Regions from separate parts of the Homo sapiens genome. Here region 2 is linked to region 1. The links are chromatin loops, found by intact Hi-C in ENCODE. Cell type or tissue: PC-3. All regions are shown on one strand. Links, peaks and the distances in the headings refer to the core of each region. The heading gives the core; the rest is flanking DNA.

What was found. Peaks named below come from ENCODE experiments on the same cell type or tissue, not always from the same donor. Only the 100,000 strongest peaks of a DNase experiment are listed, where the experiment ranks them.
Region 2: a loop joins it to region 1, with 7 times the contacts of the local background. A loop is called at or near these places in 3 of 110 quality-filtered maps.

The regions. Positions count from the first base shown.
Region 1 is chr6:55,751,808-55,762,794 of GRCh38, reverse strand. BMP5 (bone morphogenetic protein 5) reads left to right here. Exons shown (of 7, transcript NM_021073.4): 5 at 2,262-2,338; 6 at 3,680-3,790; 7 at 7,113-9,142. The coding sequence ends at 7,262. Among named protein-coding and RNA genes, the nearest start is that of BMP5, 120 kb to the left of the region's middle. In PC-3, for the core only: no CTCF peak of the experiment used is centred there; a DNase peak (open chromatin) is centred at 4,044; H3K27ac peaks cover 3,698 bases.
Region 2 is chr6:55,865,070-55,876,056 of GRCh38, reverse strand. BMP5 (bone morphogenetic protein 5) reads left to right here and starts at 467. Exons shown (of 7, transcript NM_021073.4): 1 at 467-1,681. The coding sequence starts at 1,192. In PC-3, for the core only: no CTCF peak of the experiment used is centred there; DNase peaks (open chromatin) are centred at 7,016 and 9,726; H3K4me3 peaks cover 1,190 bases; H3K27ac peaks cover 4,669 bases.

The DNA.
Region 1 (10,987 bases), core at 981-8,980:
AAAACTTTTAAAAAGTTTGCTGACCCCTGGTCCAATGCATAGCTAACATTTGTTTTTCCCCGTTTTGTATATCAAGGAGTTTATGAAATCAAACCAATAGTAGAATCAATTATTTCTTTTTCTAAACACGATCGAGGAAATTTAACCATTTCATGTTTAGTGTTAAAGTGTTATTTATCCATTGCCTGAACAAAGTTAGCTGCAAGGGAGATATTTCCCTGAAGAAGAACCAGAATGTAGAGTCTGAAATAAATCCTCTCTCCCCCATTTCCCATTATCTACTTATTTAATCTGTTTTAATGAAGTTAATTGCATAGTAGGAATAAATAACCTAGAAGAAAAATACCTTGATTTCAAAATTTAATCATTAGCTTGTTTTTTAGATTAACATTAAACAAATAATTACTTGAAGTAACCATGAGAAGCAAGGCCCTCTATGATGGGCTCCTTTGATCTCTAACTTGCCTACACTTTCATTAGAGGTTGAGAGTAATTAAACAGGAAGGTGACACTTTAACAAAAACTGTAAAACAAATTATTTTTTAATTTTATTTCTTTAATATTTTATTTTAGAAATAATCAAAGTGGACTAGTTTTTCGAATGTTATTTGTACAAAATGTGAGCAAACCCAACACAAGACAAGAATGAAAAATGTTCCATAAATCTCTGTGTTTCTTCAGTATTTTACTTTATTCCAGATGCAAGATTGAAATTCTACATTTATATTTAATAATTTAAAACAATTATAAAAAGTTATGGGTATTTCAGATTACATTCCAAAATATGTAATGATAGTATTTCACTTGCCTCAAATCACTTATGGAACACTATGAGAAATTTGTCCATTAACTCCTCAGATACTTTTTTGAATGTTTATTTTATGCCAGGCACTGTTCCTGGCACTAGGGATACATCAGTGAGCAAAACAGAGCCAAACGAGATTCTTGCCCCTATGACGCTTATATTTTAGTGGGAGGAAACAGACAAGAAGCCACACATAAATAAATGAGGAAATGACATAGCATTTCTAAAAGTGATAATTGAGATGGAAAAAAATCAGAACAGAGTGAGAGAAATCAGGTGTATCAGGGTGAGAGTTGCAATATTAAAAGGGTAGTGAAGGTCTTGTTGAGATGTTGCTTAAGCAAGGACATGAAGATGCAGGAATTAGCCATGTAGCTATCCAGGGAGAGGGACTAGTGAGAGAAAAGGCTCTAAAGTGGGAGCAAGGTTGACTGTGAGTGAAACAGCAAGGAGGTATGGTGGCTGGAGCAAGGTGAAGGAGAAGAAGTGAGAGTCAGAGGGGTAATAGGATCAAATGAGTCAGAGGGGTAATAAGACCAAAATGTAAAGAGCCTTGTAACCACTCTGAGAATATTTCACTCTTAATGATATGAAGACCATAGAGGGACTGGCAGGGAAGTGATGTAATTAAGTTTACTTGTTAAAAGGTCCACTTGACTAGTTTGCTATAGAGGAGCAAGGGCAGAAGCAGGGAGACTAGCAATGAGGATATTGCAGTAATTCATGCCAGAGATGATGGTGTCTTGGACCAAGACCAATTATGAAGGGCGTGAGAGCAGGTGCATTTTGGACTTATTGAAGATAGTGTGTGAGATTTCCTGACAGATTGGATGTGTAAATGAAAGAAAAAAAAAGAACTATTTTGATTCTTGTTGTTTTGTTTTGGTTTTTATTTTTTAACCCAGGCAACTACCATTAGTCAAGAATGAAGTCTACAGGTGGACAGGATTTTGGGGGATGATTAGAAGCTCAACTTGTGGTATCCTGAGGTTAAGATATTTATTAAAATAAAATCAGCTAAGTAAGATCCCAGTATCTGCCTCATGGAAGATGTTACAAGTTATTGCACAAATATTATATATATATAATCTCTCTCAATATATTAAGTACCCCTAGAGTATGAATGAATTAATGAATAAGTATTCATTGAGCAGATGGTACTCAATGAACGACAGACACCATGCTGTGCCCTGTCAAGTAGATGGCTTAACAGAATCCATGTTAGAGCTTCATCAGGTAAATGGTATTGTCTACATCTCACAGAAGAAGAAACTCAGGACAAGTAACTTGACTGAAGTTCACATGGTTAGTAAGTAGTTCTAACTTTAAGATTGAAACTCATTTTTCCACAACTTCAAATAAAACCCCTTTAAAAAATCTTACCAGTGATCTCACAAAAGAAGTATTAGTATATCTGTAAGCAACCATTTATTCAAAATGTGGTTTTTATCTTCAGATTATAACACAAGTGAGCAAAAACAAGCCTGTAAGAAGCACGAACTCTATGTGAGCTTCCGGGATCTGGGATGGCAGGTAGGAATTTTCAGTCAACTTTGGTGCTTCTTTTCTGAATTATCATAAATCCTTAATAAGTCATAGTCTTTGGCAGTAATTTTCCAATATAATACCCAATGATTTTTGACATGACCATTTAGAATATGGCTTATTCACTTTATTTTCATTTCTCAATTAACCTTTTACCATTGAAACATGATTAGTAGGTATCACAGTCAAACAAAAAAACTACGCTGAATGAGACATAGAACACTAAGATATTTAGGAAGAAAAAAAAGAGTGCCGTTGTTTAAGTATTCCAAACTTTTAATTTTATTGTAAATAGAAGATTTGTTCATATTAGTATAAGTAACTCCACTAAGCCTCTGAGGGTCTCCAACTATTGGAATGTCCCTGTCATGGGGAAGATGACAGACATTTTTTTTTCTTGCACTTAAAAATGTATTGCTATCTTTTGGGTAGCCTTTAGAAACAGGATGAGGAGGAAAATTTCACCAAAGTAATTTTTTAATGGCTCTATGTGGTGACAGTTTAAAATGAAATTTTAAGACTTCTCCTAATATTCTATTAGAATGGATTCTCATATATGAGTTCCTGTATTGAGAAATACTATTAAAATGTAAATATATTCAAAATTCATGATAAACTTTCCACATGAATAACTCAATAATTCCTACATTTGTGCCAAGTTTTATTTCTCTGTGGGAAAAATATCAAGGCAACCATTCATGTACCAATTCTTTAGCTTCCCGAAATTTATCATGTTCAGTTTTTAGGAATTTGCTCCAATTTATTTTTTCTAAAGAGACCATAAAGTTAATGCATGAATGGAAAGAAAAACAGCATGCAGAAAAAATATTAAGGCTTTAGGATGTTGTCAGACTTATAAAACTAAGAATGAGTTCTTAAGAAGTAATGAGAATGATCTCAATTAACTTGATTCTCCTTTTTCTTTCGGGTTCACTTGAACTTTCCAGAGTTCATCATTTCCTGTTTAAACAATATTTAGAATGCTATTTTCTTATAATAGTTTTATTCGTGAATACATGTTTAATACATACTATGAATATCTTACATAACTACCCCTTGGGAGTAATTAGAGAGGACAATTTCTTGTGAAAATATTTATACTTTTGTCCTAAACTTCAGCTTAAAATTAAAGGGTGTGGGGAAGATAATTCCATTAGAATAATTGTTGGACCAAGAATAGAAACCTATTCAGATACAATATATTTCAATAACTTTTAAGATTTTTTAAAAATTTTTACTTTGGTGATATTTTTTCTTGTTGTTTTTTTTTTTTTTTTTTTTTTTTTTTTTTTTTTTTTTTGTGTGTGTGTGTGTGTGTGTATGTGTCAGGACTGGATTATAGCACCAGAAGGATACGCTGCATTTTATTGTGATGGAGAATGTTCTTTTCCACTTAACGCCCATATGAATGCCACCAACCACGCTATAGTTCAGACTCTGGTAAGCTTTGTTTTTGAAGGATTAAGAAAAGCTTAGAATGCAAGCATATTATAAAGTTGTTTTAGAGGAAAGCATCTATTTACAATTTTAATGCATTATTTTATCTTCTCAAACTCATTTGTTTCTTTTTAGAGCTGAAGTAACAACTGTGGGTATAGTCAGGAAACTCGGGCTGGTTTAGAGTAATCCCAGTTACACAATGGAGAAGGATTCAGCTAGGAAAACTGGAGTAATAACATGAAATGGTCATCTTGAACTGTTTGTTCATTACACAGTATGACTAAGCACACAGGTTCCCTGGGGCTGTTTCTAACCTAGCAATTCATTAGTAATCATTGCAAAAACATTGAGTAATAGCTGTACTAAATTTCATCTGAGGGTTTTTAATTATTTAAGAATGTTCTATAACATACTTTGGTATTATAAAAGTTCTTCAATGTAGTATACAAATAGGAAGCTAATTTCTATTTCTTATTGTTCTCCTCCTCCTCCTGTAATCTTTAAAGTAGAAATTATACTTCCTTTTCTTTATTCCTCAATCTCAGAAACTTAGCAGTGATTAAATCTCTAATAATCTAGGCTTATTTTTATGAACAATGTACTGAAGGGTTGACGTGATTAACTGATTGCCTTGTACCTAATGAGCTCATGAAACCTATTGAGAGTCTGATGTACCTCATAGCATCTGGCCTATCGATTTGGCAGAGGAACAATCTCCCTAAGACTAAATGAGAGGCTCCTAGAAAACATACCAGACTATGTGACATAATTTTAAATCAATGTTTGGGCTAATATAAAAATTTTAACTTTTGTATTTAAGAAGAATGGGAGAGAACACATTATTTTAGAATCAAGGCTTGATGGGAGTGGAATTATTTGGTGGACGCCAGTAAGAGAAAAGTAGATAGTAGACAATCTTGTCTTTGTGGGTGAGGTTTATTTATGGAAAAAGAAAGAATTACTCTTAGAATTTGTGAAGATTCGACTCTCCATAAGTTTGCTATTTTCCCCCACAATTAATTTAAAACTTAAAGCTGAATTAAGGAATAAACAATGATATCTGTGAACTGGCAAAAGCAAATACTTGAATGACTTGATATTTACTGGCATCTTTATTGACTTAATAAAATACGACAGAATATCTAGACACCAAAAAGTGCAATCTATAACAACTAGAGCATGAACGTTATCAAAGACTGGAAATAACCTTGGGCTAGAGAGCAACAGAAAGATAAAGCAAATATACATTTTGATAATAAATTATTTATAAGTATTCTTCTTTTTATTGATTCATGACCAGTGAGAATGCCTACTTTAGTGCCATATACAAGGTAAAGAGTAAATTTCTGGGGGGATTTAAAGTCTGATATGACTTCACCTTTGCTATCTGTAAGTATAAGCTCTTCTTTATATGGAATAGTGTTTCCAGGAGTATGGAGTGTAGGTAGGCTTTGCAAGGATGGATGTTTTGCATTCAAACTTCTACCACTAAAAGAATTTTTAAGAAGCTAACTTTTCTCTTTGTATATGAGAATTCATGTTGACATGAAAGCATATCAGATAAAGAAGAATGCTGTTGTTTCATCCTATGAAGAGAACTTCATGATCACTGTCTTTCTGTAAGGTCATAGAATAACTCCTATCAGTTGAAGTAATGCTATTTAATTTCTCAGAAAATTCTTTGCCTCTTTTTATCATCATTTTGATGACTATGAAAGCAGACTTTTGCTTCCTTAGATATGGATCTAATGTATCAAAAATTCCCTCAGGCTAAGCAATGCCTACTTATTGAAAAATACCCTTTGTCAAATACTCCCCCTTCTCTCATTTTTTCTTTTTTAAAATAAATAAATACATATTTTCAGCTCTTATGGCTGTAGTAAAGTATCAAAAAACAAATATAAAAAAAATCTGACACAAACTTTGAACAAGAGTCTGCTCTGTATCTCTACCCTGGGATGTAGGACATAAGTCATTGCAAAACTGGAGCATACACGTGAAGTTTGATTTTTTTTCCCTGGTGTTGTGCACGCTTTATGTTTGTTCTGTGAAGGACATGAAACAAAAAGACGGAGGAAAGCATGTTTGTGACTAATATATTGAGAAACCATTCAAGAACAATCCATTTTTTTTCCGTTAGGCTGCCAAGGCCATTGAAACAGCAGGATTATCAATCATGTATGTGTGGGTTATGGAAGATAAAGCTGATGAAGGACATAAGCAGCATCAGAAATTTGTAGAAACTATCCAACTTTTAGTTTTGTGAGGCCTTAGGAAATTTCAAGTTCATGTCAGATCACCTCATTTTTCCTGCTGTTTCTGTCCACATGCAAGGCCCCTATATCATTTCAGCCAGGACGTTGTACAGCCAAAACTGTAAGAGGCTGTATTTGCTTTTTGTGGATCCCGTAAGACTCATCAGTGGGATTTCCCATAAACTCCTCTGGGGGAAGGGCCAGAATAGGTGGGTGGGAAATGGGGGAACTGTGTTCTGGCTCTTTTCTCAATTATTTCAAATCATAGGCAGACTGCCAGTCTGATCAAAATTATTATCAACCCTTTACTTAAGCATTTCACTTTTCATGTACAGACACCTTTTTAGGCTTTTGGGGAGGTGGATGTTCATTTGTAAAGTCTCTAGGCCCTTTGCTTCTGATTTAGCTTAGCCTGCTTTTTGGCACTTGTCTAGGGGGCAGGCAAGGGAGAAAAAAAGTAAATGGATATTAAACTCCAGCCAATGTGATAAAAAAATTCTATGAAGAGCTGAAATCATTGCTCTAAGGCAAGTATTGGATTATATGTGGATTTTATTTTATTATGATTTTTATGCTTCTTTTACCATGGAAAATTAAGAGTTGGCTTAAAATGTATGATTTATTGCTTAATTTTCCTTTTAAAAGATAATTCTTAGATCCAAATCTTTCTGCAACTATGTGTTTTCATTGATTTGCTCTTGTAACTTCCATATTCCTCATGATATATATAGGAACAGTTATTTCAACTAAAAGCAACAACGTGCTAGTTGCTGTGTTCTTTCCCTAGGAAAACTTCCACTGAATATTCTATAGAGGAAGTTTTCTTTATTTGGTGAGATATTTTTCAAGGTTCAAACACATAATTGAATTGGCTGGGTTGATTCCAGGTGTTAATGCTTAAGAATACATCCTTCAGTCCCCCACCCCAGTCATGGAATAAATGGGAGAAGGGAGATCAGCTTAATGGTGTGCCTGATTATGAGTGATAAAATAATCATACCATTTTAAAACTGCAAAAGAATGTATATTTTATTTCTTAATAAAACAAAACCTTTTTTCTTTCCCAGGTTCATCTGATGTTTCCTGACCACGTACCAAAGCCTTGTTGTGCTCCAACCAAATTAAATGCCATCTCTGTTCTGTACTTTGATGACAGCTCCAATGTCATTTTGAAAAAATATAGAAATATGGTAGTACGCTCATGTGGCTGCCACTAATATTAAATAATATTGATAATAACAAAAAGATCTGTATTAAGGTTTATGGCTGCAATAAAAAGCATACTTTCAGACAAACGGGGAATTTCCTAAAATTAGTCTGGCTCATTTTGACTCTTTTCCTATGTACAATATCATGTATATAGTCATTTTTATTTATTTAAACGTATATATTCTCTTCTGTGGAGGCTTTATCAATAAAATCTATTTCATAGGCCACTACATTATACAATAGATCATCTAGTATAATTTTCAATGGGTTATGCTGAGTCCATTCAATTCCATTTCAACATTTTTTTCTAATACAATTTTACATAATTTTCTGAGATTAGACAGAACTCCTTTGACTGTTTAATATTGTGGAAGGAAATTGAATAATTTAGTTATATTGTGCCAATGAAAACCATGATAGAATATTTATTTAGAAATAAGACTTAAAAAAATAACAACCCAAACAAAAATTCTTGGATAAACACAATTTCTCTTTTAGAGTTCCTGCTTCATTAGATAAAGTGAAATGTTGAACTGGATTTGAATAAATAAACGGTAGGCAGAACATAGAAGCTGAAAGATTGCACAGAATTGTTTTAACTGTTTGCTTTAACAGAAGTGGTGTAACTGTAGGAGCATGTTCCTTTTTGGCTTGTGGATTGTAGATTTTGCAAAGAGCTCAAAGCTTCAGGAGACAGGCTTGAGCCTGTGTCCATAGCTTTCCAAGTTAACACTAATTGTAGTACAACCTTCTTACCTCAAATAAATCATGTCTGCCTATTATCTAGAACACTACTGCTGCAGAATTTTTTTTTCAGATTTAAAAACCTAGTCCAAAATAAAGAAACATTTACATGTGCTCCACTTTCCTCCCCACAGGCAAGAGTCACTGCATGCGTAAAATGTACAAGAGCAGAAGATGCCGAAAGAACCATTTTCTTTAGCTCTCCTTTATAACTGAGTTTGCTGATTGATGTGATGCAAGGGATTTTATTTAGAAGTAAAAGCACTGAAACTAAACTGGAGGAAATTACCAAAAGTCCCAGAATGGCTTTGACAGAATTGCCATTTCTAAAGAACAGCTGAAATTCATTTTTCATATCTTTGAGAGTGAGCTCAATGAAAACCTTATTTTGTAAAGGCATTTTGTAAACCTTCTTCCAAGCACAAATAATTCCAAACAGGAAGGTTCTGTTGTGTGTGTGTGTGTGTGTGTGTCTGTGTGTGCATGTGTGTTCTTCCCTCTAAAATTAATTTATTTTCTCTATCTATTAGAATGCCCTCTAAGGCCTTTCTTTAACACACACTGACTTTTTGAAGAATGATCTTTAGATTGATAACTTGCTATTTATGGTGACTCTGTGGTTAGGCTTATTTACCGTTAATCTAAAGTATTCATAAAGCACCATTTATTAATCATCCTTTTGGATCTTTCAAACCAAACGTATACCAAAAATGTCTTCAAAAATGTTATGGCTTTGTTTGTAATTCGGGTATATTAAAATGTTGTTTTGAAATACAGTTTATCTTAAAGAAAATTTGACAGTAACTATATTAAGGGGTACATTAAGTAATATATTTTTAATTAATGGTGTACCATTGAGAGAATAAGAAATGGAAGTCTATTGTTTTATTCTTTAAATGTGCTGTTTAAATATATTTCCATATTTTAAAATATATTAAACAGATGCTAATTTCTGCTGTTCTTGATTTGGTTCTTTATTTAAAAGGAATACAAAATGTAAGTATATCATAAATTGAGACAATAAGAATATTTATCAAATGTAAACTGTTTGTGGATCACATGATTCTTTATGTTGTTCTTAATTGCCAAAATTGTTTTTTGTGTTGTTAATAATTATCTCACTATTAAATGTGCAAAGCAACAATCCATGAATTAAAGATTTTCTTAATCTGTTCAAACAACAAATTTTAAAAATAGCAAAAAATAATTAGAATGGAGAAATACCTCATTTGTTCTTTTTCATATGAGAAGGGAGGTAATTGGCATCAGTGCTTTTGCATTTTCTAAAATTACATATGTGTAGCATAATACGCACATATACTTGGTCACATTAGTTTCTAATAACTATTACAGTAAACTCTTAGTATCACCTTGGTGATACTCAAGCTCTTACTAGACACCAGAATAATTTGACCTATTTTAACAGGTCTTCATTCAGGTCTTTTTAGTTCGTTAATGATGTACTCACTTTTTTGATTGTTTATTTTTAATTTTTCTGTTTTATACTTGTTTTTACTTTGTAAAGTGGCCATAATCCTTTTTGGAAATAGAAGGGCATAAATCATAAATATTCAAATTCTTTAAAACTAAGGCAAAAATAGTCTACATTAAACTAAAGAAATTAAGAAAACACAGGCAGAAAATCCAAAATTATTTTTTTCTCAACTAAGAACTGTCATTTTATAATCCTAGTATCATCATCATCAAACCCAAGCCAGAGTCTACTGGGTACTTCACAAGCTGGCAGATATCATCTCCCAAGACATTTACAATGAATAATTAGCTTATGTTCCAGTTCCATTCAAGGCAGAAGAAATCCTCATTCCCAAACACAAGTAACCATCTCATAACCATTCAGTCCAGTGCTCAATCTATTATCTAATTTCCATCTCAGATTACCTATTTTTCCTTTCACAATTTTTTTTTTGGTCTGGAATTTTTTAAAGTTAGAAGTGAAGATGCCTTTGCTGATAAAGCATAAAAATTGTTGGTATACAGGTATACATCTGTGTTTTATCAAGTTTCTTTAAGATCATAATTGAAGAGAAAGTACAAAAAGTAACAATCAATGTCAATGCTTATTTAAGTAGAAAATGATGCTATATCCAAGTTAGCAATTTTAAAAAAATAGCAAAGGCTCTGCAAAATTTTAAAAGTCTATTGTGATATTTGTTAAAGGCTGTTTTAAATACAGAGATTTCAAAGACAGGAAAAGTCACATCAGATACAGCCTTTGAAAATTACAAAGAAATTTCAAAAATTAAAAGCATGTATGTTAACTTTTGCATCCTTGTTTCAACTTCACTAAGGCAGCTAGCCTAAAATCAATTCTGGGCCAGGCGTAGTAGCTCACATTTGTAATCCCAGCACTTTGGGAGGCCGAGGGGGTGGATCACCTGAGGTCAGGAGTTTGAGACCAGACTGACCAACATGGTGAAACTCCATCTCTGCTAAAAATACAAAATTAGCTGAATGTGGTGGCACATGCCTGTAATCCCAGCTACTTGGGAAGTTGAGGCAGGAGAATTGCTTGAACCTGGGAGGCAGAGGTTGCAGTGAGTTGAGATCATACCATTGCACTCCAACGTGGGCAACAAGAGCGAAACTCCATCTCAAAAATCAAATCAAATCAAATCAAATCAAATCTGAAGGGTCAAGGTAGGGGATGGGTAGATACAGTAGAGCCTCAACTTCTGTAAATTATAGAGAAGAGAATAAAGTAGATAATACTGCATAAACAGCCTCAAGAATCAGTCTGGAAACAGGACCTAACCCAAGAGTTTAGTGGGATATAAGCAATATATTTTTCAGTTCATTGTGCATAATACTATATAGTGAAATATAGTAGAACTTACTTAAAAAGCTGGACTATATTTATTTTCTTTCAGGTATCTACAGAAAAAGCTGAGTAGGAGAAAAATTCTCAAACCTGAGCATAAGCCCAATAAGATAGCTTAGACTACATATCACTTTCTCCAATACACACACA
Region 2 (10,987 bases), core at 2,092-10,091, 110 kb before region 1:
GATTAATTGTCTGCTGTATTTTATTTTAAAAGGATCTGGCTGTCATTAAGAAACAGTGAATTAACCTCAATTTACAACTCATCCTTTTATTTTTTAAGAAGTGCATTTTAATGACTTACAAAAACTAGAAATAATCTCAAATACAGAACCGAGATTCATCAAGCTAACTTAGGCACAACCTGAGACTTAATACAGAAGTGTATTAAGTACATGTCACTGAAAAAAGATCTAAAGAAGTACTATGTAAAATGGATGGCAAAATTTTCAGTGTACTACTTGAAAACTGCCTTTTATTTCCCCTAGAATTTGTATGTCCCATGCATCACTGTTTCATGTTAGATGCGTGGTTATAAAATTGTGAAAATGGAGACTTTTCTGGTAGCAAAAGGGTTAAGTTCTTTTTGCTTTACCAGTTTCAAATTACAATGAGAAGCCTCTTCTTTCCCAGCAGGGTTGTGCTTACACTACTCTTTAGATCTCTCTTGAAGAGGGCTGGTATATTTGTGCCTGCTGGAGGTGGAATTAACAGTAAGAAGGAGAAAGGGATTGAATGGACTTACAGGAAGGATTTCAAGTAAATTCAGGGAAACACATTTACTTGAATAGTACAACCTAGAGTATTATTTTACACTAAGACGACACAAAAGATGTTAAAGTTATCACCAAGCTGCCGGACAGATATATATTCCAACACCAAGGTGCAGATCAGCATAGATCTGTGATTCAGAAATCAGGATTTGTTTTGGAAAGAGCTCAAGGGTTGAGAAGAACTCAAAAGCAAGTGAAGATTACTTTGGGAACTACAGTTTATCAGAAGATCAACTTTTGCTAATTCAAATACCAAAGGCCTGATTATCATAAATTCATATAGGAATGCATAGGTCATCTGATCAAATAATATTAGCCGTCTTCTGCTACATCAATGCAGCAAAAACTCTTAACAACTGTGGATAATTGGAAATCTGAGTTTCAGCTTTCTTAGAAATAACTACTCTTGACATATTCCAAAATATTTAAAATAGGACAGGAAAATCGGTGAGGATGTTGTGCTCAGAAATGTCACTGTCATGAAAAATAGGTAAATTTGTTTTTTCAGCTACTGGGAAACTGTACCTCCTAGAACCTTAGGTTTTTTTTTTTTTTAAGAGGACAAGAAGGACTAAAAATATCAACTTTTGCTTTTGGACAAAAATGCATCTGACTGTATTTTTACTTAAGGGTATTGTGGGTTTCCTCTGGAGCTGCTGGGTTCTAGTGGGTTATGCAAAAGGAGGTTTGGGAGACAATCATGTTCACTCCAGTTTTATTTATAGAAGACTACGGAACCACGAAAGACGGGAAATACAAAGGGAAATTCTCTCTATCTTGGGTTTGCCTCACAGACCCAGACCATTTTCACCTGGAAAACAAGCGTCCTCTGCACCTCTCTTTATGCTGGATCTCTACAATGCCATGACCAATGAAGAAAATCCTGAAGAGTCGGAGTACTCAGTAAGGGCATCCTTGGCAGAAGAGACCAGAGGGGCAAGAAAGGGATACCCAGCCTCTCCCAATGGGTATCCTCGTCGCATACAGTTATCTCGGACGACTCCTCTGACCACCCAGAGTCCTCCTCTAGCCAGCCTCCATGATACCAACTTTCTGAATGATGCTGACATGGTCATGAGCTTTGTCAACTTAGGTATGTTGTTCATTTGTTTGTTAATCTATGTTATTACAAAGTGGAAGTTTTCCCTAATGGTAAAGGAGCTGCTTGGTAGGTGGTCATGTTTATATAAAGACATTTTCTCTAACTCTCCTGTTTAGCTTCTGTTTTCTTTCTTTCATTGATGCCTTAGGCAAAAAGTCATATATATATATTTAATATGAATAGTTAAATTTAAACACTTATAGTGTGGGTCTTTTCAGATCTTGTTAAAATTTCAACCTCGCTTAAATATATGAATGCAAAGGCAATAGTCTAAAAACAGGGAAATTTATGAGGATAGCTATGCTATGGGCAACAATAAAAAAAAGAAGCACTTACAGATGGGAAAGTAAAAGTGACATTCGGAAGCACTTTTTTTTTAAGTGATTTAAAGCACATGTAAGTATATATTCACATACTACTTAAAAATCTCTCATCTAGGGGAGGCAACTACTGTAAAAATATAGAGGTAAAATTAACCAAGATTGAATAGCACCATAAAAGATTACTATCAAGGAATCAAGGAAGGGATTCTGAAATTCTATAGTAAATATTTCAGAAATAAAGTTTCAATCTAACAGTTCTTAACTGTAATGAGTAAAGTATGTTATAGCTACTTGATTTTTTTCACAGGCAAGAAAAATGTAAAACATGCTTTAGTGGTCTTTATCTATACAAAATTTTCCTTCTATATGAGATAAAATATTTGAAATTTTCTGTAAACCACAACAATATTAATGAGAAAATTTTAAAATTATGTTTTAGTTGTAGCTGGTACTTCATGGTGGTTTTTAAATACTGATAATGTCAAATGATAATTTAGTTCCCAATATTCCCTCTCACAATAATATTATGGATTACCAATTTCAAATTATTTTATAAGGGCTGTTGTTTTCTTTAAATGTTTTAGTAAAAATTGAAGGTGAAATTTACTATCTCTGGCAGTCAAAGGAAAATAACATCGAATATATTTTATGTTTGAAGATTAAAAACTCTATCAACAAATTTAATCCACTGGGAAGAATTGAGAACTTTATGATGTTATAGCTTTTAGAACTTTGTTTTAAAAATGCAATCTGCTTTGACTTAAAATTAACATGTTTTATTAAACACTTAATTAAAAACTTCCTCATGTAACATCTCAAAGGAAATATTCTTTGAAAAGTCAGATTATCAACAAATCTTAATAACACATGGATGCTTTTATAATATATGTTGCTTAATATACTCTGCTCATTTGCTCTTAGCAATCCTAGCATGAAGGATAAGGTACTTAATAAATCGTACGTTTTATGTTGCTAGAGACAAAGGTCTCATTATTAAGTGAGTAAGTCATAATTTGTTGCACTAATCAGGTGTCCTGGAGGCCTTTTCTTCTACGTATAATTAACAGACTTCACATGGAACTTTTTAGTCATTAAAATATAGCTTAATTTCAAATTAATGTGATTGCTTTTACCTAGTATAAGGGATATGCAAGTGTAGCTTGTGGTACATTTTGCTTTGTAACATTTCTAAAGTATTATTCAAGAATTTAAAGTAGTTTAAATATTTTAATAGAAAAATTTCAACCTAGCAAAATTTATATATTCATAAACCATTGAGAAAATCAGGTCATATCATCTAAAATCTGACAAAGAAGCATATGTATGTTACATATTTTAATAAACGATAGCTCAGTCATGAATGTCATAATATATTTTATTAGAATTGCTCTGATCATTCACAAGAGAAGTGTAAGCATGATTTTTGGATTTATGTGTTTACTTTTTATAAATCTACATAGAGTAAGAAAGTCAAAACCAATAATAGTTTTATTCATTGATTCCTATAACTTTTTTATTATTGAGAAACACATTTAAAAATAAATGACATTTTGGTTACATTGTTCAGATTATAATAACATAGCAGTTTATTAGTTTATTGCCTATATGAAGAAATACAATTATTCATTTGACTCTAGAGAAACAATATTAGCTATAAGCTTTAGAGAAACTGTGTGTTTATTTTTATCATGCTTGAACTTCTGAGTAGTGCTTTATATTCAATAACAAACTATGTTGTTTCTTCTTTATTTAATAATTCCAAACTAAATGTCTTACATGAAATTACTGACAAACTGATTCTGATACTAGGTGAGTTTTTCTTGGTAGACTTTAAGGAAAATTAAACCACAGTTTAATTATCCTTTGATCATGCCTTCAAATACATTCAAGATTTATAGTTGATCACTGCTTAGTAAAAAGCTTCAACTTTTGCATTTCTTTTATAATCAAATAAATAAATAAGCATACTCAGAAAAGGTGAAAGTGTAATAACATTATTAGCTGCAATAAGAGTGCCAGTGCTTTTTAAATGTAATATCCGTTAGCAAATATTACCTGTAGTTTATTTCATGTTCTTATAAGACTAAAAAGGATTAGATTTTATTTTTTCACTGTCTTAAAAGACATGCATATAGTTGAGACTAAGTACAAATGAGTCACATTAGTAGTAGGCAAGGGATTTGTATTGAGGAAGTCACCTGGATATTTAAATATGTGAAAAGAATCTGTTGACATTTCCCATAATTAGAAGAATTATATAAAAAGGATCTAGTAGCATCCTTTTAAAAAATGCTTGTGTGTTGTCCTTTTCAAGTCAAATAATGGATTTTCCACAGGTACCTTGCCATTCAGAAATTCTTTTTTCAACATAGTTTTGGTCACGAAGAACAATTAAACTTAATCCAAACTCAGAATCATGTTTAACAGAATACCTACTGTTTAAAATTCAGATGAGATTAGCTTTATATTCATAAGTGAAAAATAGATTTGAATTTACTAAAAGCAAAATAAAAAGTAAATAAATTGCCTAAGGCATGCAGACATCTGAATATGAAACCAAACATATCATTTTAACCTTTATTTTAGTGACTCGTTTATTTTGAAGAAACAAATATAAATTATTAACTGTGTGAAGAGAAATATTCCTTCGATCATATTCATTATTCTTAGGCCACTTTTATCAGTCTCATAGTATTAAATTTTACAGATTGAATTCTTTGCTTTTTCCCTAAAACTGTTGAATATCAGTGGAACTTTTGCTTGGTCAATATAATATTATTTTGTTAGTAATAAAAATGTTTTTCTGTTTAGTTTTATTTTCTTTTTTAACCATCTCTTTGTCAAAAGTGCTAAGTGTTAGTATATGTATTAAATACCAGTACAAGTTAAAGACATGATTAGATAATTTGCTTACAATATTTATCTCTTGTTTACACAAATAAAACATGTAGTGTATTTCTAAGATCTTTTAGTTAGAAGCCAATTTTATTTGATTACTTGGTGACATTATCACCATAATGACATAACACTAGATGTTTTAGAGGAAGTAAAAACAGGAAAATTACTTTTATATTATTCTTTGTATCTACATATTCCTCTGGAAAAAGTTGAACTTTGAGTTTATTAATGGTTTTTCTCTTAGATGTATTTCAAGAATACGTTTTAATTCCAAGCACAAAAGTATTTAAATGTGTTGTTAAATTTTTTAAATATAAAAACATATTTAGTCTGTTATCATGAAAGAAAAACGCTTTCAAAAACTAAACCTTTTTTGCCTACTTACCCTAATCATTAAGTTCTCTTGGTACTGGAAGGAAAAAATGCTTTATGTTCTCAGTTGACAGATTTGAAAGACATCATTGATAATTTATTATTGTTTTTGGCTGAATCAAGTGCCCAGTGGAAAGTAATTTATATACAAATCTACCTAAAGATGCCTATCTATGTAGTCTCTCCAACAGAGTTATTAACACTTGTGTAACATAAACACACCCATAAACACATGGAAGTTTTTTTTGAAGGGGGATGGGTTGGAAGGAAAGATAATATAAAGCCATTATAGTATATATTCATAAATTATGCCTGGAGTAACTAATGCTAATAATGGGTAAAGCAACAATCATTCTGTAAAAGTTTTAACTTTTGAAGAGAAAAATATTGCTGAGTGAGGAGACCTTTTTCTCTCTTCTTCAACAACACTTCACATTCATAATCACGACCAACGGGATTCTTTTTCTCCTTTAAAGATGGTTGATTATCAAGTGATTGGCATGACAGACAAACTCTGGGTTGCCAGAGATAGTTATAATCATAGTTTAATTAAATGCTTTTTTTTTTTTTTTCAAATTGTAGTGGTTACTCACAAATATCAAATTTTAAAAGTTTAATGAGACGTATTAGCTGGAACTAAGAAGGACTTGGGACTGCCTCAGCTGCCACCTCTCCTTCCCTTTCATTCTTCCATTTTCTGTAATATCACCACTCTCCCTCCTCCCTTCTCATCCCAGTATTTTTTGGCCTTTCCTCCTTGTTCTTGGTCTCTGTAGCCCCAGGCTCTCTTGGCACCCCTCTCCTTACCACTCCCACACTTCCTGGGGTCTGCCTTTCGTCCTGGTTTGCTAGAGGCTTAAATTAGTTGAAAATCAATTAGTTACAGTTTGAGAATTGAGGTACACTCTCCTGTTTTCTCTCCAGTTGAGAAGGAAAAGGTTATGATGTGCCAACTGCAGCCTCCACCCACTGGGAGAAAAGCTCCCCAGGGCATCAGAGCTGCCCTGGCTCTTGCCATCCCCTGTAATTGTTTCTCCATCATCCCATTCTTCTTTGCCTCCTCATCTCTCCCTAAGGATCCCATTGACAGAATTTAATTGTGTTTTGCCTTTATTTTATAAAATAACATTTAAAAGGGAAAATTTCAAGAAAAGTAAAAGAAAGAAAAAGAAATCAACAATGAACAAAAATAACACTCATCAAACATGCCATTCCTGTTTAGTTTATAAAAAGCTTTTGTGTTTATTATCCTTATTTAATATTCTGTCACTTCCATGAAGAAATTATTTTTTTTTGAAAAGAGATAATGAGAAAGAATAAAGAGACGAAGAGTGAGATATAGAGGCATACAGGAATAAGGATGAGACAGAGAAAGAAAGAAAATATTTTTGAAAAAGAGCCTGAAAGAAAGAAAAGGAATGAAATGAGTCATTAAAGGCTGGTTTTTCAGTTGTACAGGTGGAGGAGATGCTGGGAAATCCTCAGTCTACCTCATACCAAACAGCAGCTAATTCAACATCCCCAACCACATCAGCTCGAGGGGAAAACCCTTTCATCCTTACACACTAAAATACCGAAGTGGGGAAGGAGGGGGTTGTCTCAGTATGTGTGTACAAGGAGCATACAGACAAGCTACTCACATTTACAGTCATAAATAATGTAGTAGCTCAGCTTTAAAAAACCACAGGTTAAAGGAAGAGGCTTCCCTGACGCACAGGAGAGGGGCTGAGATCAGAGGAACCACTGAAAGGGTTGGAGAGAAACAATGAATCCCTTGTTCTAAGTAATATTTATGAGTGCTTCTTTGCACCTTAAGTTCATATTTTATTGGCTGGGCCGTGGGGTTTCCCCATTTGCTCATCTCTTAAAATAATACCCTTGGCTAAGATATCCTTTAAAACACACTAGTCAGCCCTGACAAACAGCTCATTTATTTAGAGGAAAAAGGGATCTGTTTTGATTTTGATGTCAGATTGGGATGTTTAAGATTCAGCTCACAAAGTCTGACAGTAAGATAAAAATAATGGTGGAGTATTCACCTGACTTTTTCAGAGATGTTTAAAACAATCTGCATAACCAAGTAGTAGTAACACCTAGTTTGTATGAGTCTTGACCAAGAAGCTGTGGATAAATGATAATTTTAAAAGGCAGAAACAAAATCTATGAAAATGTACAATGTTTAAAAAGAGAAAAAAATACTATTTGTAGATTAGTAAGAAAGGTCTTTAGTGGTTTGGGGAGAAAAAAACAACAAAAACAAACAAACAAAAAACCCCATAAATCAAAAAGAATGCATTAACCTCGGCTTGGAAGGCAGTGAATTAAATACATATTACATAACTCTTAGAAACTAAAACCTTGTATAATTCTGAATAGTTGGATGTTGAAATTAAACTGGAGGTTGTGCTGTTTTATGACTTCTAAGACAATGAAGATCCTTGTCTTCAATATTGTGTTTGTTCAATTTCTTTCTAGAAAAAAAATTAGCAACTTTTATTGTTCTTGTTAAACAGGTTTCCTGGAGTTGTTAGGAATAAAGAAAATAGTTTTAAAATGTCAGGATCAACAGATGTAAATCCTATTTAGATTTTATTCAGGACTATAACACATGTCTAAATCAAGAAAAGATTTATTAACATGTACAAAATCCTTCAGCTATTTTAATGCTATAATGACATGAAAAGTTCAATGTTATTTGTTGTTCTGACTCTGTGATTACCCTTTCTATATAGGAGACACAGCCATCTCCAGAATCTTCAGTTCATGGCATATTACTGCTCACATGACTTTAAAGTTCAATTATAAATTAAATTTAGTTGCTTTCTTTTCTGTGCTTCCATGGCAGAAATAGAGTAGTATACAGGAAGCCAGAATGCTTGGATTGGAATCCCATATTCCACGCTTACTAGCAGCGTGAACTTGAGCAAGTTATTTAAATTATTTGTGCGTCTGGTTGCTTATCTAAAAAGTGCAGATAATAAGATCACCTTCCTCGATGAATGTTGAGATAATCTGCATGAGCAGCTACATAATCTGTGGACCCTGATGCAAATGAAAATGCAAGCCCCTTATTCAAAAATTATTAAGAATTTCAAGATGGTGGCAGCAGAGTATTACACCAAGAGCAGGGCCCTTCTAAGCCCGGGACCCTGTGCAACTGCGCAGGTCACTTGCCCGTGATGCTAGTCCTACATGTTTGATTACATGTTGTGGCAACAGAAACCATGTCCCATTCATCCCTTCCCGCCTGCCCCACCCACTGAGATGTATCAGCATTTCCAGAAGAAAAGAGACAGAATGTGCAAACTGAATTATTTAGGAGAGTTTAAATGATGTTATAATGTTTATAGTGTTGTGGGCAGAGGTTTTGTTTTGTTTTGTTGCAGCAAAACAAGGGATCATATAGTATCTTGGGATGGCAGGGTAGCCTTCACTACTCCTGGGCAGGGGGCATAGTTACCAGAAAGCTCAGAGGAGAGATATGTGGGGAAGGTGCCCTGACAGAAACTGTGGCATTGGGAGAAAGATGCCATGCATCTAATCCTTAGATACTCAGCGGGGGGGATACAGATACCAAGGGATAAATACCCAGACCATATGCTTTGGTCTTCCATTGGTTCACCCTCACTGAAAGCCAGAGAGCCACAGAACCCATTGGTGCAGTTCCTAAAAGTTAGTCTTTTGGTGAGAATAGCAGAATAGGGAAATGTGGAGAGTGGATCTTGAGGTACAAATGGAAGATATTTGGCACAAGTAGATAAATAAACATTGGTTGTTTAGTCAGCAAGTGTTCTAGAATTACTTCAATTTCAGTGCAAGTTACTGATATATATGTTAATCTTTGTATTATTTAGTTAATTTATAGTAAAATTCAAGAGAGAATAATAATTTAGTGTGAGAGATAATTACTTCAGGAGTTGGTGAAATAAAGTGGTAAATATAAGCATGGCATGCTGAAAGAAAAAATCCTTAAATTGTACATGGGTCAATAATTTCAGGTGATATATTAAAACCATTTTAGAGAAAATTGAAATTAAGAAACAAAAATTACCCAGAAAACAGAAGCCCCTAAAACAAGAAAAAGCAGCACTTTCAGATCACAATATGAACTGCGGACTGCAATTGCCAATGAAAAAATTCAGTATGGGAACGAGAAGAATATATGCAAGTATGTAGAGCAAAATGAAGAGCAATATATTTTTCAAATCCCTGTTTATTGTCAATTGTATGCCATACCTCCTGAGATGATCCACGACTGTGTGTTAAAGCTTTTTTGAATTCTGAGTGGAATCATATGATATTCTCACATGCAGCATTCGCATTCCATAGTTAATGTTGCAGGCATAAATAATGTTAGAATGAGGTAGATAGGGATTATTGTCTTTCTTCTTTGCTACCTTTATTCTCCTCTGGCAGACCATCTGTGACTCAGAGAGGCAGAATTTAGTAGTGGAGCAGGTATGTCAGCTATTTAGTTCTCATAAATAATCAAGCACTAAACCTTGAGGCCAGAGCCACTCCCTGCCCTTCAATCACAGAGAAACACTGAATAGAACAACTCCTTTCCAGTACAGTTTGTGTTTTCCATCAAATTTGCTACAGTTGGAAATTTCACTTATATAATTATTAAAAGAGGAAGAGAGGGTGCAACTCAGAAACTGTGTAGGCTCTTCTGCAAATAACCTTGATGCAGACACACAAAAGACTTATTTATCTAGTGGGGAAGCAATGAAGGTTATTAATTAAATATGCTTTATGTCAAAATTTTTGTAGATGTATTCTTTGCTCTGGGTGAAGAAGGGTCATTTGGTTCTCCCTTAACTGTTTTAGTAGGGTTTCAGTGTTAGGGTTTTGGAGCCAGACTGGTTTGAATTCCAGCTGCGTATCCTTGAGCAAACCATTTCACTTCGTTGAAACTATTTCCTCATCTAAGTGGAGCTCATAATACAGAATTGGAGTTAAGACTGTATAATGTAAGGTCCTAGACTTTTGAGCCTACATGAGACAAATACTAAATTAATGGTCTCAACTGCTATTACAACTATTTCTACTAGAATATACTATGGAGATCTAATGTTAGAGGAAATCTACATTCAGCCTACAAGACTTTGTCAAATAAATGCCTTGCTGAAATTCTGAAACATTATGCACATAATTTTTCCTCTGTCTAAAAGAAAAACCTTGAATTTCATTGACTCTTTCTTCAAGCTGGACAGCTGATGGACTCTGTTCCCCCACTAGAGTGCTTTGGAAAAGGTCAGTCTATGTCAGAGCCTTCATGAGACGGACTGTGGTGCTTTCCTCTGAGGACCCAAAAGCAACATTTTCTGTGATTAGCTGCTGAAAGGTGCTTTTCATACTACCTTTGGTCAGAGTCCTAGAACTATTCCATGGTTTTACTTTAATTTTAGATATTACCTGTTCCATTTCCTTGCTTGTTAAGGAGGGGAAACTAATTAGAAGCCAAGGTAGTAATATACAATTAGAAGATATTTGATTGTAAAGACATGGACAGTCTATAAAGAACCCTTTGAAAGAATGTAAAAAAAAAATGAAAAGTTTTTAATGCTTATTTTCATAAGTCAACTCACTTTGAGGGTTTTAATTTTTAAGAAGTTGATTCATGATGAAAATTTAGGTGTATAAACTTTTAAACTCTAAGCAGGAAAGTCACTCTGTTCAAATAATCTTTCAATCCTGGAGC